Linked DNA regions of Homo sapiens: region 1 is linked to region 2. The links are chromatin loops, found by intact Hi-C in ENCODE. Cell type or tissue: PC-9. All regions are shown on one strand.

Evidence for each region. Peaks named below come from ENCODE experiments on the same cell type or tissue, not always from the same donor. Only the 100,000 strongest peaks of a DNase experiment are listed, where the experiment ranks them.
Region 1: a loop joins it to region 2, with 7 times the contacts of the local background. A loop is called at or near these places in 3 of 110 quality-filtered maps.

Annotation. Positions count from the first base shown.
Region 1 is chr2:18,432,515-18,440,514 of GRCh38, forward strand. The region is part of intron 4 of LOC105373454 (a long non-coding RNA gene); the gene reads left to right. Among named protein-coding and RNA genes, the nearest start is that of RDH14, 120 kb to the right of the region's middle. In PC-9, CTCF peaks have their summits at 3,104 (motif pointing right) and 3,309; a DNase peak (open chromatin) is centred at 3,117.
Region 2 is chr2:19,663,538-19,671,537 of GRCh38, forward strand. The region is part of intron 1 of LOC124905977; the gene reads right to left. Among named protein-coding and RNA genes, the nearest start is that of LINC01808, 200 kb to the left of the region's middle. In PC-9, a CTCF peak has its summit at 3,751; no DNase peak of the experiment used is centred here; H3K27ac peaks cover 819 bases.

The DNA.
Region 1 (8,000 bases), 1.2 Mb before region 2:
ACTTCTAGAAATACTTACCAACTTGCCTTAATAGCCATCATCATTGCATTTATGGCACTTTGGTCCTGTCTCCCTATGGCCAAAGGAAGTTCTCTCTGTATCTCTTTTACTGTCAGTGTATCCCTGAAACCAGCAAGATTTGTGAATGATGTGCCTCAGGAGATTGCATTAGGGTAGCCTGGGTCAGACAGACTCTGCTCTCTGTGTGAAGTAATCCTATCTGTGTGTGCTCTGGTTTTAAAGTTGACCCTCATTAATCATGGCCTTGGTTCCCTTAGACATTCCAGAGCTGATCTATTCTCATTTTCCCGTGAGCAACAATCTATATAGACCCCCAAATACGTTATTTATTCCTGAAATGGCTTGGTCTGGCATCACCCAGCCCTTCTATAACCTCCTGTGTATGAAAGAGAAATGAATGACTTGGGCAACATCAAAGTGTTGTTTTACTTTCCATATAGTCATTAACTTTAAATGTTCCCAAACTAATAGTCCAAGACATTGTAAAGAGGTAATAAGTTCAAAGGAATATGAAACATAAAGCAGAACTCCAGAGTCATTTGAAAGTATTTTCTCTAAATGTGTGCAAGCTTTCAAGGCTGCTCGGCAAAGGAGCCTGGGTCGGCATGTTGGCTAGTGCTGAAAAGAATTTCCCCCAAGTGGAGTGTGTAAATGAGTTGCCAGGCCAACCTCCTTGAGAGCGGAGCCACGTCCTTAGAGGATCTGCTGTTCCAGAGAATGCGGCACTGAGCTGGCTCATTCCTCCTTCTATTAAAGGCTAATTTGTCTCTTTCTTTAAATCTCTTTCCTTGTTTGGATCTGGATGCCCTGGGTCACTTAGGGAGGGTTTGTCCATTGCTCTCCAAAATAGGGTGTCTCTGTATAAGAGAAAATTACAAAGGGATTAAGTTATATAAACTGAAGATCCAAGTTCCTGCTATAAAATCTCTAGTCATTGAATCAATTCGGGTGTAGAATAAAGGTTAGAGCCCTATATATTGTTCTGTGACATCAGAGTTAAAAAATAGTTTGTTTGAGCAGACAAATCTCATCCTTTGAAAAACCCACCAGAGAATGGAGTTTTTCCTTGAGCAGACTTGTTTAGGAAGCTGTCGTGGACACAAAGTGTTTCTGCTGTTGCTCGAACCTTCAGATTCTCATAATTTTTCATGGCACTGGGCAACTGTGGATTTTCATTCTAGCCACTCATTTGAGGCAGGGATTTAGTACCTAAAAAGAGCGTAGCTGACTTTCATTTCGAGAAGAAAAACAATGAAATGCAAGACAATTTTGATTGTTATGTCTTCTCTTTACATATTTTCATCTCCTCTTTCTTTGCATGCAGACTTATTTTTACGTACTCATAATCAGAGGAAGCCAACTGCATTTTGTTCTACTTATTTTCACTTAACATTATGCCATGGGCATATATCATCCTGCTATGTCATTTCCATAAGAGTTATTTTAATTAGTACTTCAGTTTCCATTGGATCTACTTAACCATTTACCTATTACTGGATATTTAGATTGTTTCCAAATTTTTCATTATTAATGATAACTCAGCAATAAGTATTTTTGAGCATGGATATTTGCCTTCTTTCAAGGTAATTATGTCAGAATGGAATCCCCTTATAATGGAATTATCAGGTGCAAACACATAACTATTTTTCTGGCTCTTTATACAAGCGTGTATGTTGCTTTGCAGAAGGCTTTGTTCAGTTACAGGGTTTACTTGCTATTGTTCAGGTACCATTTCACCACACCCACACCCACATTGGATGTAGTGAAGAAGGAAATATTAGGTATCCCAGAGACTTTGAGCTGTGGTAGGCACTGACCAAAACCAAAAATCATGACAAGCGGAATTCAGTTAAATTGAATATTATATACAGATACCACTTAATAGACATCTTGCTTTTATTGGGTTTTTATTATCATTTTCTTTCTTAAAACTAGTATGATTATAAAAGAAATATATGATTTATTATAATACATTTTAAAATTTGAGAAAGAATAAAACTAAAATAATTTATACTGCTGCCACCTGAATAAGACACCACTGATCTTGTGTAGTAATTCTGATTATCGTTCTATGCACGCATTTTAAAAAACAAAAATAGAATCAGACAGAATACATTGGATTTTAATCTGTTTTTCATTTAATAGCATAATATGAACAATAGACATGTAATGGACACTTTTGCCATAATAACAGTTTTAATGACTATTTAAATTTATTATATGAATATATTAAATCTCCTATGGTTAGCCGTGCAACTTATTTCAACGTTTTCTCTATAATAATTAATGTTGCAGTGATAATTACCATTCCAGTAGATATTTCTTAGTATAAAACTATGATAATATCCTAAAGTAAAGTTTTAAAATAGAATTTCAGGATTATAATGTAAGGACAGTTCTCAGCTTGTGCTGAATGTTTGCAGATTGCCCTCCAGCAATGCTGCCTTGCAGAAGTTGATGAGGTTGCCTATTTCCTGGGCCCTTACCAACATGGCATCACCATCAGTGTGAAAAGAATCTTTACAAGTTTGATGGACAAACATAATATTGCTTGACTTTACCATGCATTTTTGATCATCTGTGAATTTAGCCATCTGTTTCCTTATATTTATTTTTATTATGTACATTTTTTGTGTGTACTTATGTCCTTTAATCTGTTTTATCTATGGCTAACTTTGCTTCTATTTAAACCTCTAAATAGCCACAGAGAAGAGCTGTCTTGTTGTGAGCACTGAGTGACCTGCATAATGTAGGTATGGGGACATCCCATACCTGCTAGCCATTTTCGAACTGAGACTCTGGCCCTGAATCCCCTAAACTGCTTTGTGTTTCTCTCTGGCTTAACTGCATTGAATTAATGCTAGGTTTGAACATTAGAATGCAGACAATTCTGAATTTATTCTGGCGAGTAGCACAGATTACCCATGTAGAGTGTCAGTAGATGAGACCTGAACATAAACTTGTGCTAGATTATAAAAGGCCTTGAATGCTGAAGATTTTAGACTCTTCTGTCAACAATAGGGAGCCATTGAGGAATTCTGAGTGGGAGAAAAATATGAAGAAAATATGTGTTTTGGACAGTATCCAGAAGGTGGCGCCATTGTAACATATCTTCTGCCTAGAGTTTCAAGGATTTGAAGTTTGTAGGTAAAGCCCATGTGTGAAAACATATCTATTTACAAGTATTCACTGTGGACTGGACTGGGATGGTTCCTCCTCAAAGCCAAAAGAACTCTAACACAGCAGCTCTGTCCTTTGTTATATTATTCACTTCTCCCCATAGCCTGTTTTTTATTTATGTATATCTCTTGTGCCTCCTTGAAGACCTGGCATTTAGAGGGGAAGTTTGCACAAATGCTCACACCAGGGCTGAAATCTATAGATCCTGGAATAAGAACAAGTTTTCTGAGTTCCAGTTTAGTGCTTTCATATATGTTAGGCTATTTCTACTTATATTAAAAACTGTTTCTAGCAAATTATTTTGGGCCTATTTAATGAAGACTAGAGTAGTAACTTTCAACTCTGCAAAGTTGTGAAACTATCAGTGCAGGAGGAGAACTGGGTAGTGCACAACACACTAAAGTATGGTTGACTTCTTCCTTATTACCATAAGTAATAGTGATAAGTTCAAATGATTAATCATTTTCTTAACAATTAACGTCTTCTCACCAATTAAATGATGACAGAATATTAACTATTGGGTATCTTAGGATACATGAGCAAATTCAAGAATCCCTGCATTATTCTAAAAGGTACTTAAAATTTTTATTATGTTTTGTAGTTTGACTTAATTTGTTTGAAACTTCTCCATGGACATAAAAATGAAGATTCAGGACAAAATATGAGTTCAAAATGTTTTTCACGGAAACCCTCGATAGATCCACTCTGAAAGACAGAGAGGCACATGTTTGTAGTTGGGAATCTGGCAGGAAGGAGCTTGAGTTTTGATGGTCAAGATGTTTTGGTTCAGAAGTTAGAAAATAAATAATTCCTGAGAGGAAGGATTCTTCAGCTCTGGGCAGCTGATACGGCAGTAAAATAAATAGGCAGTAAAGCACACTTCCTGTTTTGAGAGTTCACATTTCATATTGGCAAAGAGCATCTCTTAAATTCAATCTCATGCTTCCATAAATAAACCTGGCACCTTTTTAAACGCTTTTCCATCTGCTTCAGAATGAGGAGTGCATTATTGAATACACCTCAGGGAGTCCAAGAAATGGGAAAAGACTACTTGTGAGGAACACACCATTGCGGTTGGCCTTGGCCCAGAGAAGCCATCGTGAGATTGCTTGAGTTCAAACCGTTGTAACAAGACCCTGATGGTGTTTCCCCACCCCCCTTTTCTTCTACTTGAAGTTGTCATAGTTGGAGCTTTGCACCAGAAGCTAGGAATGATCTTGGGTTGAGTCAGAGTTAGGCATCTTTGCAGATTCTTTGCTGTATTACCTGGGTAGTTCTCAACCAGCTTCTGAGATTTTGCTCCAGTATATTAATCCAGTTTCCTAGGCTGGGTAGAAAAGTCCATTATCCACACATAGTAGAGCCCAGAGGAAGAGGTCTGCTATACTGACTATAGAATAATTCCTGGAGTTTTCAGGGCTTGCAGTAATCAACTTGTACTCATCTAGTTGATAGTGAAAAGCATGAATTTGGTGTCATGAAGAAACAATTCAAGATGGAGTGTTCCTATTAACTGTGTGATCTTAGACAGGTAAGCAGATAATAGAATCCTAAGAGGTTTGTGAAGAGAAAGTGGAATAAAGCTCATAAAGTCAATGAGCGCACTGTCTGGCAACAAATAAGCAATTGTGAATAGTCGCTATTTTTATTATTCTACTTTCCCAGGTAATCCTTGTGAGCCAAGAACTGGGGACAATCCTGCCTGGGTCAGGTGGCCAAGAGGGGGAGTTATTTAATATCTACATTTACCATTTGAGGCAATTCTTATATATCTGATACTTTTCTAAGTTTTTAAAAATGTTATCTAATTTAACCTTTGCAGTAAATTTCTGAGCAGGTTTCTATATGTCCATCTAAACAAAATATCATAAATACCAATAATGTTGCCAAACCTAAATTGCCATTGGTTGTGTTAATAGAAAACATTTAGCAAATGAAATTCATTTATGTTCCTTTGAGACAGGGTTTTACTCTATCGCCCAGGATGGAATTTGGTGCCATGATGATGGCTTACTGCAGCTTCCACCCCCCGGGCTCAAGCAATCCTCCCCACGTGTCACTACACCTGGCTAATTCTTATATTTTTTGTAGAGATGGGGCCTCCCTGTGTTGCCCAGGCTGCTCTCAAACTCCTGGCCTCAAGTAATCCTCTCGCCTCAGCCTCCCAAAGTGTTAGGATTACAGGTGTGAACCACTGCACTCAGCTAGCAAATTAAATTTAGCAGTCTTTTATTTGAGCAAAGAATGATTTATGAATCGTGCAGCACTCAGAACCAGAAGAGGTTGAGGGACCTCTGCCCAGCAATGTGAACAGGAGCTTTTGTAGGGTACACAGAGAAGCCAAGTAGAGAAATCACTTGATTGGTTACTACTAGGTATCTGCCTTATTTGGGCATGGTGTGATGAGTTGGCTGCCTGTGATTGGCTGAAACTGAGCTGTTTGTTTTACTCCTAAATAACATTGCAGTTTGTTATATAGGGACCAAGTTATGGAGGCAGCCTCAGGCTAAACTTAAATGGATTTGACAGTTGTAAGGCATGTGCTATGGACTGAATGTTTGTTTTCCCCAAAAATTCGTATGTTGAAATTCCAATCCCAATCTGGTGGAAGGTGGGAATCTCCAGCAGGTAATTAGGTCAAAAGGGTGTAGCCCTGATGAATGGGATTAGTGCCCTTATAAGAAGAGGCTGGAGAGCTAGCTAGTGCTCTTTCTATCATGTAAGGATACAAGCAGAAGTCAGCTGTGTGCAATCTGGAGTAGAGCCCTCACAAGAACCCAACCATGTGGACACCCTGATCTCAGATTCCAGCCCTCAGAACTGTGAAAAGTAAATTCCTACTGTTTATAAGCCTTTCAGTTTATGACATTTTGTTATAGTAACTTGAGTTGACTAAGATGGTACTGCCACCTAAGGAAATAAAAAAAAAAAAGCCTGCCAATTATAACTGTAAGATGCTACTACTGTTAATAAGGCATATCAGAATTTCAGAGATTTTAAAATATAGGGAAAAGAATGTGGCTTTAAAGTAAATGAAATAGAGTAAGGAGTTTCCTTGACCTCATATGGAGTTAGTGGCAGAACCAGAATTTTAATTCAGGGAACTCTGTTTCAAAGTCAATGCACATTAGTTATATCAGCCTCTGTCAAACACCAAGTTCCAGTCTCTGGAGCAGCTCTGACCTCCTCTGAAAGTCCTGCTGTGCTAACTGAGGCAGCCCTTATAGTCTTCTAATTTGTATCACAGCCCACCCCACTCCCATCACCTCCAGCTCTGAGCTCCTAGAATATGGAAAGCCAGACAGATGCAAGCCTAGCTCACCAGCACTGGTGCCCAGCACTATTTCTTGCACCTAGTCTCTGGTCATTTCAGAGAAGAGTAGAAGGCAGAGGCTGCTGAGTGTTAGAGCTGACTGGAGTCCTCGAGAAATGGTGAGTATTCAACAAATGCCATCATGATAACATTGGTGGTATCATCAGGTCACATGCCTGCAATTAGATTGGATTTTGATTTAAGTTGGTTTTCAGCACGGTAAGATCCCCTTTCCTCTCACAGACATAGGCCTGCCTTTCTCTTTTTTCCTTGAGTATCTGGAGTTTTCAGTATTCTCGAGTTCAACTTGACTCTCAGTCATCTGTCTCAGATAGTGGTTTTCTTTCTTGACTTTTGTTCTTCTCTGAAACAAGTTGCTCAACTCTCTCTTTGCTTTTGATAAAATGACACAAAGACAGTTAGAACTTGGGTTGCAAGTTCCAAAATAGCATGTCTGAAGGTAAAAAATATATAGATTTTCTTACTCCAAAATCATGTGCTCACAGTAGCAGAACAAGTTGTACAGTTGCATTTCGTCTAACATGTGCAAATTTTACTGAAGTTGAAAAGTATAAAATTATACTGCCTCTCAGAGAAAATAAAACTAGATTATATCTAACTTCCCATTTTACCATTGGCCAGCACCAGGATCTTGGTAAGCTGGTTCTCCTTGCTGAGTCTCAATTTGTAATCAAGAGAGTTGAATTGGCTATTCTTCCTAATCTTTCTTTGCCAGACATTCTGATTCTCAGACATTTTTAACCTTACTGGTGTGGATATAGTTGTTACTTATTGTACACATTTTAACCATGAGGTTTACCTAGCACTCTTGGCTCCAGGTTTCTATGAGTCCACGCAGTGACCACTCTAGAATTCATTAGCCTTTGTGGTATTTATGTTGCTATTCAGTATTTGCCTGTTATTTTACTAAGTATCGACATCATTTCCTGGGGAAGAATTACGACTCTCTTTGAGAAGCTGCAGCAATGGTTCCTTTATTTGTACCCCATGGATTCCCTTTTATTGCCCTTCAATGTGCTTATGAAATGAAGCTCCAGTTATCCTAGTATCTCTCTCAGCCCTCTGAACTTGCCTTTGCTTAATTTTCATTTTAGATTTTTTCTGAGGATAAGGAAACACCTCACTTTTTAGTTATGTTCTTTAGAAGACTTTTCTTGATGAACTTGGTTATTTCAGTATTTGAGTCATCTTGGGAATTTCACCAGCTAACCATGTTGCAAGTCCCTTTGATTTATTATGAGGCTTCATCAGGCACATTTTCCCTTGCTCCCTACCTCAGTAGATTAATCCAAACTCATCTGCAAGGCTTGTTCAAGAGGCCAAATCATTCCCACTTTTTTGCTCCTCTTCAGGGCTGTAGAGATAAAGCACTGGTAGCGTGCCAGCCACGTCTAACAGGGTCAATCGGCCTATTTTAGCCTTTCTCAAAAGTTCACCCTGCCAGATGTGAGATTTGGGAGGGGTG
Region 2 (8,000 bases):
TGGACAGAGTTTTGCTCTTGTTGCCCAGGCTGGAGTGCAATGGCGCAATCTCAGCTCACTACAACCACCGCCTATCAGGTTCAAGCAATTCTCCTGCCTCAGCCTCCCCAGTAGCTGGGATTGCAGGCATGCCACCACACCCGGCTAATTTTTGTATTTTTAGCAGAGACAGGGTTTCACCATGTTGGCCAAGCTGGTCTCAAACTCCTGACCTCAGGTGATCCACCCACCTCAGCCTCCCAAAGTGCTGGGATTACAGGTGTGAGCCACTGCCCCCTGCCAATTTCCTCATTTTCTACATCTTTATTTGTAACACTTGGTTGTGTCAGACTTTTCCATTTTTGCCAAATGGATGAGTGTTAAATGGCATTTATTGTTTTCCTTCATTCTCATGAGTTTGAGCATCTTCTTGTATTTTTACTGGACAGTAATGTTTTCTGTGAGTTGCCAAACAAAATTAGTTGATTATTTGTATTCAGCTACTTTTCTCACTCTTGAGCTACTGTTCTTGCCGTTACTGATTTGCAGGAACTTTCTAATATGTTTCAGATACTAGTCCTTTGTTAGCATATGTGGTGAAAACATCTCCCATTCAATAGCTTGTCTTTCCCTTTGTCTATGGTTTCTTTTATCATGCAGAAGTTTGTAATTTTAATATAGGCAAATGTATCAATTACTTGCTTTATGATTTGCTTTCTCTGTGTTTTGTTCAAGTATTCCATCCCTTTCCTGGGGTCATAAGTACATCCTCCTAGCCAATCTCACATAGACTATATGGTCTCAGTGTCCACCATCTTTCCTCTTCAGTTCTTTTAAAAAAATCACAAAGATTATTTGGACTATTACAAATTAATGTATGATTATTCCAAAACACCTGGGAAAAGCAGAAAAAACAAATCAGTACATTATCCTCTAAACTTCGTTTTTCCCATCTGTAAGATAAGAACAACAACAATTACTGCATTTGGGTTGTTTGCATCCCAATTATATCAAAATTCTCATGTCAGGCCTCTAGCTGGCAAAAAAAAAAAATGTATATATATTTTCTTAAATAGTCCTGTGTGCCCCTGCACTATTATATACCAGTGTGCAAAAAATCCTGGGGAAATGAAGGAGCAGAGCTATGGACATTGACTTACTGACTCAAGCCTGAGTGATGGGCAGGATCCCAGCAAGACGAATTCCATGAAGTCAGTAAAGCTGCTACCAAACCATAGCAACACCCATTCTAGGTTGTGCTCCAGTAGTACCTGGACTTCTTCCTTTTATAACCACACACTATTCAGGCAGTGACTAAAAGGGCATGGAAACTACTTGGAGAACAAAAGCCACCAGCTGACCTCATCCTCAGTACTTCCCTGGTCAGAGGAGTTAATTAGCCAAAGGGAAAACAATCGACTTTTTTGGTATTATATAATTCCATTGTATTTTTGCCAGGTATCGGATTTCACCACCCACTACCATGGTGTCACGTCATGAAAGAACTTATTGTTAAACACACAGAACAAGGAGAGCTCATAACTTTGCAAGAAGTATAATTCCACATTTTTTGTCTCATTGCAATTGAAATCTTCAGGTCAATAGGTAATTACATTAACGCAACATGTCCTATTTCATATGAACACTGCTCACGTTGAGAGGGCCCTCGCCTGAAGAAAGACTATTTTTAGGAAGCTTGGCAAAGAAAATTGATGTTTTCAGCCCAAACATGCACTGCCAAATAACTAACTCCACCAAATTCCTTCTTACCAAAAAGGAAAAAAAGCAACAAAATAATAAAATCTTCCTTTTCACTATTTTGGGAATTATCTTCCCATGTCTAACTCCCTTCAGCTTTCAGAATCACCTTCACACAACTGTGAGCAAAGCTTCCTTGTAGGATTGTGAAATTTGAAAGACAAATGGGAGCTCATCTGATTAGAAACTCTCATCCTTCCATGCCTTGGAGGAATCACAGAACTTTTTTGTTTAAAGTGAAAATCTGATTAGAGAAGGACTGCATTTACCTTCAAGGACCCCAGAGCTATGGACTTTAGATGAAGGAAATCTCCAACTGTTCTCGGACACACTAAAAATCCTTTAAAACATAAAAAGTAAACGCTTCTATGCACCCTATATAGTTGCGCAAAAATAATCTTTATGATACTTTTAAAATAACTGAAGAGGAAAAATGGTGGACACTGAGACCATATAGTCTACGTGAGATTGGCTAGGAGAATGTACTTATGCCCCCAGGAAAAAGGACTACTTGTATATCATGTCCATAAAGATTATTTGGACTATTATGAAATTAATGTACCATTATTCCAAAAGATCCAGGAAAAGCAGAAAAACAAGTCAGTACATTATTAGACCACTTTAAAAATAATTATTATTACCCTTTCAGGAAACTATAGCACCTAGCACAGAAAGACATCGAGAGAGAGAAAACTAAAGTTTAGCGAGTGTCTACTCCAGCCTCTCCAAAATCCACAGTTTGCCTTTCAAGATTCTCCATAATTTGACCCTAGCCTATCTTTCCATACTTAAGCTGTACTCTATCCTATCTGATCTGTCTGGTCATCACTGGCCTTTTCTCTTTCTTATGCCTAGATGAATCTTACTGATCTTTTAAGTCCCAGATAAAGTCCCAGGTCATCTATTAATAGCAAACCATCCCTAACAACTTAGCTTCTTTGTTTGTCATCAGTATTTATTAACCACACCATCCCATCAACAATTACCTTGTATTATTAGTCTTCATGTATGCATTTCTGTTTTATATTCCCAACTAGACTTTAAACTTATCTTGAGGAAGACTAGGCCTGGCTCTTCTTCCCTCTATACTTCCTCAAGGGCACTATAGCATAATCTTCAAGAGAAGGGTTCTGTAGTTAGAAGGCCCATGTTCTAATTCTGGCTCGAAAGAAACAAAGTTGAGTTCCAAAGTCCTCAACATGTAAACACTTTGGAATCATATAAGGCAGAGTAAATCCTTCTTGCTCGATAGCTTCAAAGACACTGTTGTGGGCCTGGCGCAGTGGCTCACACCTATAATCCCAGCACTTTTGGAGACCAAGGTAGGCAGATCACCTGAGGTCAGGAGTTCAAGACTAGCTTGGCCAACATGGTGAAACCCCATTTCTACTGAAAATACAAAAATTACCTGGGCATGGTGACGGGCACCTGTAGTCCCAGCTTCTTGGGAGGCTGAGTCAGGAGTACCGCTTGAACCCGGGAGGTGGAGGTTGCAGGGAGCCGAGATCGCACCACTGCACTCCAGCCTGGGTGACAAAATGAGACTCTGTCTCAAAAAAAAAAAAAAAAAAAAAAAGAAAGCACTTGTGTTATTTGTGTTATTCTCCCTGTATCTGCTCAGTATAATAAGGGATGGTCTAGTGAGATTCCTGAGTGAGTATCCACAAAGAAGGTGGTCATGAGGTAGATTCTTAAAATATCCCTTATTTACAAAATTATTCTACATGAAAACAATTCCCTGAAGTTGCAAATAAATTGTTATGCATGATTGAAAGCAAACACCCAACCTTCAAACTTAAAACTGGAAAAGTGGTTCATATATTCACTCTCATAAGAGAAGCAGCAATTAACTTTTAAAAAAAATACCTATCCTGGTTTTTATCTGAAAACCAGACATTTGAAAACAGTCAATGACTTTTAGCTTTCCAGAGCATTTTGGCTTGATTACTCAACTTCAGGAAGCAAAGATTTAAAAAATCTTGCCATTCGTATATTTTAAGAGCCGCTGACACCTAATGGAAGGTTTTGAAAGAACATGTGGTTTCTGGGAAAGTGTGATACCAGTGGGCAGTTCTTCTCTCCAAAGACATTCTATCATTTCTATCCAAGAGAGTTGTCCTGGAAGCTGACCCCAAGGACGCAGTAGGGGTTCCAGAAAGCTCTGGTCTCAGGAGTCTGGAGATAAAGATGAATGGGACTGCAAGAATTAATATTTGTGTGGAATTTTTCTACCTTACATTGTTTTCCTAGTTGCTTAGAGGTGTCTTTTGCAGGCCTTGAATGGAGAGAAGATGCCTGTTTGGGGTGCCCCAGTCGAAAAGCCTGATTAGTAATGGCCGGAGCTGAGAACAGCTTTCCACAGGAAGTACGCTTTGCCTCAGCGTTGGAAATCAGTGTGGCGCCTGCTATAGCCAAGTGTCCCTGCAGGACCCCACTGGGAAATCACTTGAGTTTTACGAGGTTAGCTGCAGTTTTTGTGTAAACAACATAACGTTTTATGGTGGGAAACCTAGCCCTTTGCTTTTTATGTAAAAGCATCGATTAAGGCTTTTTTAATGTTTGAAATGTAAAGAAGTGTGAAAAACTAATGTTGTTTCAGAAATGGTCCAAGGAAAAAGATAATGCAGTAGCTACAAGTTTAATGACCTTTCTCATAAAATTATGTGGGGGATTTGTGATAAGCATGGTAATAAAAATGGTTTTGTTGCCTCTAATTCTCCCGGTTGTGGATTAAATGTTTTCTAATGGATAGTACCACTGCTGTCTATATTCATTATTTATTCCATCACTAATTTATTTCCAGAAGGAATAACAGTAAATTCAGATATTAATTAAAATATTTTAAATAGCAAGATTTCTTTTATTTTGTGATTTTTTTAAATGAGGATTTTTTTTAATTGGGTTGTTACCAAAATTACCTTTTGTAAAAGACAACTTAAGTAAAAACCAAATTCAAATGTCAGATACATGTTATTATACATTTATCAAAACCCATGAAATAAACAACACCAAAAGTGAACTTTCATGTAAACTACTGACTTTGAGTGATAATGATTTGTCAACGAAGGCTCATCAGTTGTAACAAATGTACCATTATGGTGACCCAAATTGATAGTGGGGAAGGATGTGTTTGCAGGACAGGAGGTTATGGGAGCTTTCTGCATTTTCTGCTCAATTTTGCTGCAAACTCAAAACTGCTCCAAAAAATGTAAGTCGATTTAAAACATTCATCACAGAAGGTAGTGCGTGTTAGTGCCGAGGGTTAATTTCGTTTTCTGGCTATCTGTGGTTGAAGCCTAAACTTCTGTTTATACCTTTGTGATGTGTTTCAAGTTTTTCTAAAATGCATTAGCCCTGGTGCTAGGCATGGTGGCTCCCACACATGAGTACAGGGGACTCATTTTCCCCAGAGTCCCACAAATAGGACTAGGGACAAAGAGGGAGATTGTCCTGACGATGATGCCCCCAAGGAGGCATACCCTGTATATTGCTTTCCAGACTAATCCTTTGGCACAGGTGTACTATGTTGCTTTTTCTTTTCTTTTCTTTTCTTTTTTCTTTTTTTTTTTTTTTGCCTTTTTCTTGTAGATGCTGTGGTTGGAGAAAAAAGGAGAAACCCCAGTTGACCTTTTCTGAGGGCTGCTGGTTCTTGAGTCTCTGGTAATTAAGTCCTGACCTTACCAAGGGTTTAGCTGCATGTGATAACATGTGACCATTATCAAACTGACCAGCTTTATCCTCAGGTTTTCATACAAGAAAACAATATTTCAAAGGTCAAAGCAATTACTGGGATTTTCAGAACACTTTTTATTTAAGGCTCATGAGCATGTTAGGGCAGAATGTGATTGTCTGCTGTAGTTTGGGCAGCACTGATTGGCAAAGGAAAGGATGGGCCAGGTGAATGGTGCCCTGCAGAGAGGACTCTTATATGAAGAAGATGCCTATTTCTTCCAAACCGGGCAGAGCAGATGGGAAATCTCTAGGAATAAGATGCAGCAGGATGGACGCAGAGAGGGACCCTGCTGTGGTCACTCAAGTCCTCAACACACTCTGGCATGCATCCTCCTTCCTCAAAGAGCACTCAGCGTTCGGCCCATGGTTAACAGAAACTTCCTGATGCATGCCTTTCCGTGACAAGATCAGGGGATATCAGGGTGATGGCAACACTGAAGGATGATGGGGCATCACATCGGTCTATCAGTATGGTTATTTGTGTCTAAGACGTTCATTCAGTGTGCCATGATCCAAGTTATGCTGGGAATACAAATTCAAATAGGACATGCAACCACGTTCAGTCAGTTTACAATCTCACTTTATACATCATCCGTCTTGAGAGAAGCAGAAAGAAAGCAGACATATCTTCACCAGGCTCAGTTCCCGTGTTCTGCCAGAACGCACAGCTGCCGCCCTGTCTGCCCTGTTGCTCTGCCTTTGACCTCAGGGCTGACCTGCAGAGACCACACTTATTAAAGGAGGCAGGTCATTTACTCCTGTTCTTGCCACATGTTGGCCTGTTATGGGCCGACACTGCTGAATTACATGTGGTGTTTTATGAGACGATCAAGTGTCAAGTAGCAATGGAGTGAAAGCTGCCATACAGATTCTGACACAGACCACAAAGCAGGGGTCCTCAGAGCCTTCCTGGTCCTAGTGACGCCACTGGCTGCTGCCCGGGGTGCCCTCATTCGTGGCCAAATGTAAGATCATTGTGTTTTTGCCATGGTCCCCCCAAAAACTTAAAACCTTAGCACAACAATTCAATTTCTATATCCTTCACTTTTTCTTTCATTAAAGGAAAATCACCTCCCTAGAAAAATAAAAACAAAAGAACTTAGATAGCATTTTTTAAATGAAAAGGGGAACATTTTTTTAAATGAAAGGGAGGCGATTTTTTAAAATGAAAGAGAGATGACAGAGATAGAGACAGGTTCCCTCTTACCTCTCAAGCTAAGAGTAAAATCTGGGACTTTCAAAAAGGTATGACTCTTAGAAACTGATTAATTTTTAGATCTTAAAAAGCCATACGGTCTCTTTAAAGAGCAATGAAAGCCTGATTCAAGTTGTTAAATTTTATGTTGTGTGTAATGTTGTAATTGATGTCAAACCTTTCACATTTTCTTACCACTGACATTGGACAGTCTACTCCACTCAAGGGCTCAGTTACCGAAGTTGAGATTAAGTAACCTAACCAGGAAATAAGGGCAGAATGGAATTTTATTACATGGAATTGAGAAGTACAAATGCAAAATAATTAAGTCTGAGCCAAATATAGCCATTCTCTCTCCCATCAGTTTATTTTGGTGGACAATTGGCTGTATTCGGTATTTCACTGAGCTGCATATAAAACTTTATTGCCCTTGTAAAGTGCATGCTGTGAATTCTGATGCTTCTGTGTGTTTGGGGGAACATAATTGTTCCCTTTGCAGAATAGCATGGCTTACCTAGGTCCTGTTACCAAAGTAGGCTTCCAGGACGCCTGCTGCTGAAAGTCCCAGTGCTGGGATGTGTATGAGGAGCTCAGATCAAAGCTAAAGAAAGAGATGTGTAACAATTGGGAAAATAGCCCCCCTGAACCTCAGAACACATTAAATGCAAAGAAAAAGACACAGGTCCTATTGGATATGGTCTCTGGCAAGTTACTGCTGGGTTAAGGCTTTTGCGTTTGTTGAGGGCTTACAATAAGTTAGTCCACACTGAGTGGCTCATCAGGTCTCAGTGATTGTGACGAATCCATTCTGTATTAGCATGTGGGGTCTTTTTCGAGGCAGTCTCTCCCCTTCCCTCCATCCTCAGAGACAGAGGCTGTTTGTATACTGTGAAGGCCTGCTTTACTGTGCATCTGAGACCATAGGAGCAATATGGAATTGACCTAATTAGGATTCTTTTCTGGGAAAAACAATATACAGCTACATACGGTTTCAGTCACATTCCAAGTGCTTTCCTATTCTTTCGACTCCAACAATATGGCAGCGTGTGATGGGTGGGAGGGAGACTGTGATCAGAGGCTGCTGCTTCAGGAACAGCCCAGATGGTGGAAGGTGAGGCTGGGGGAGGGTGGGTAGCTGCATTGATGATGTAGGCTTAGGCTGTGTACAGCTCTGGGACCACAGAGCCTCCAAGACTGAACCAGGACTTCTAGCCCAAGGCTAGAATATATAAGGAGGCCCATTTACCATCATAGTCAGCAGGCCACACGTTCAAGCTCCATGTGCATCCCCACAAACAGCCACCCCTTGAGCCCACCTGGGGCCTAGGGTTTCACA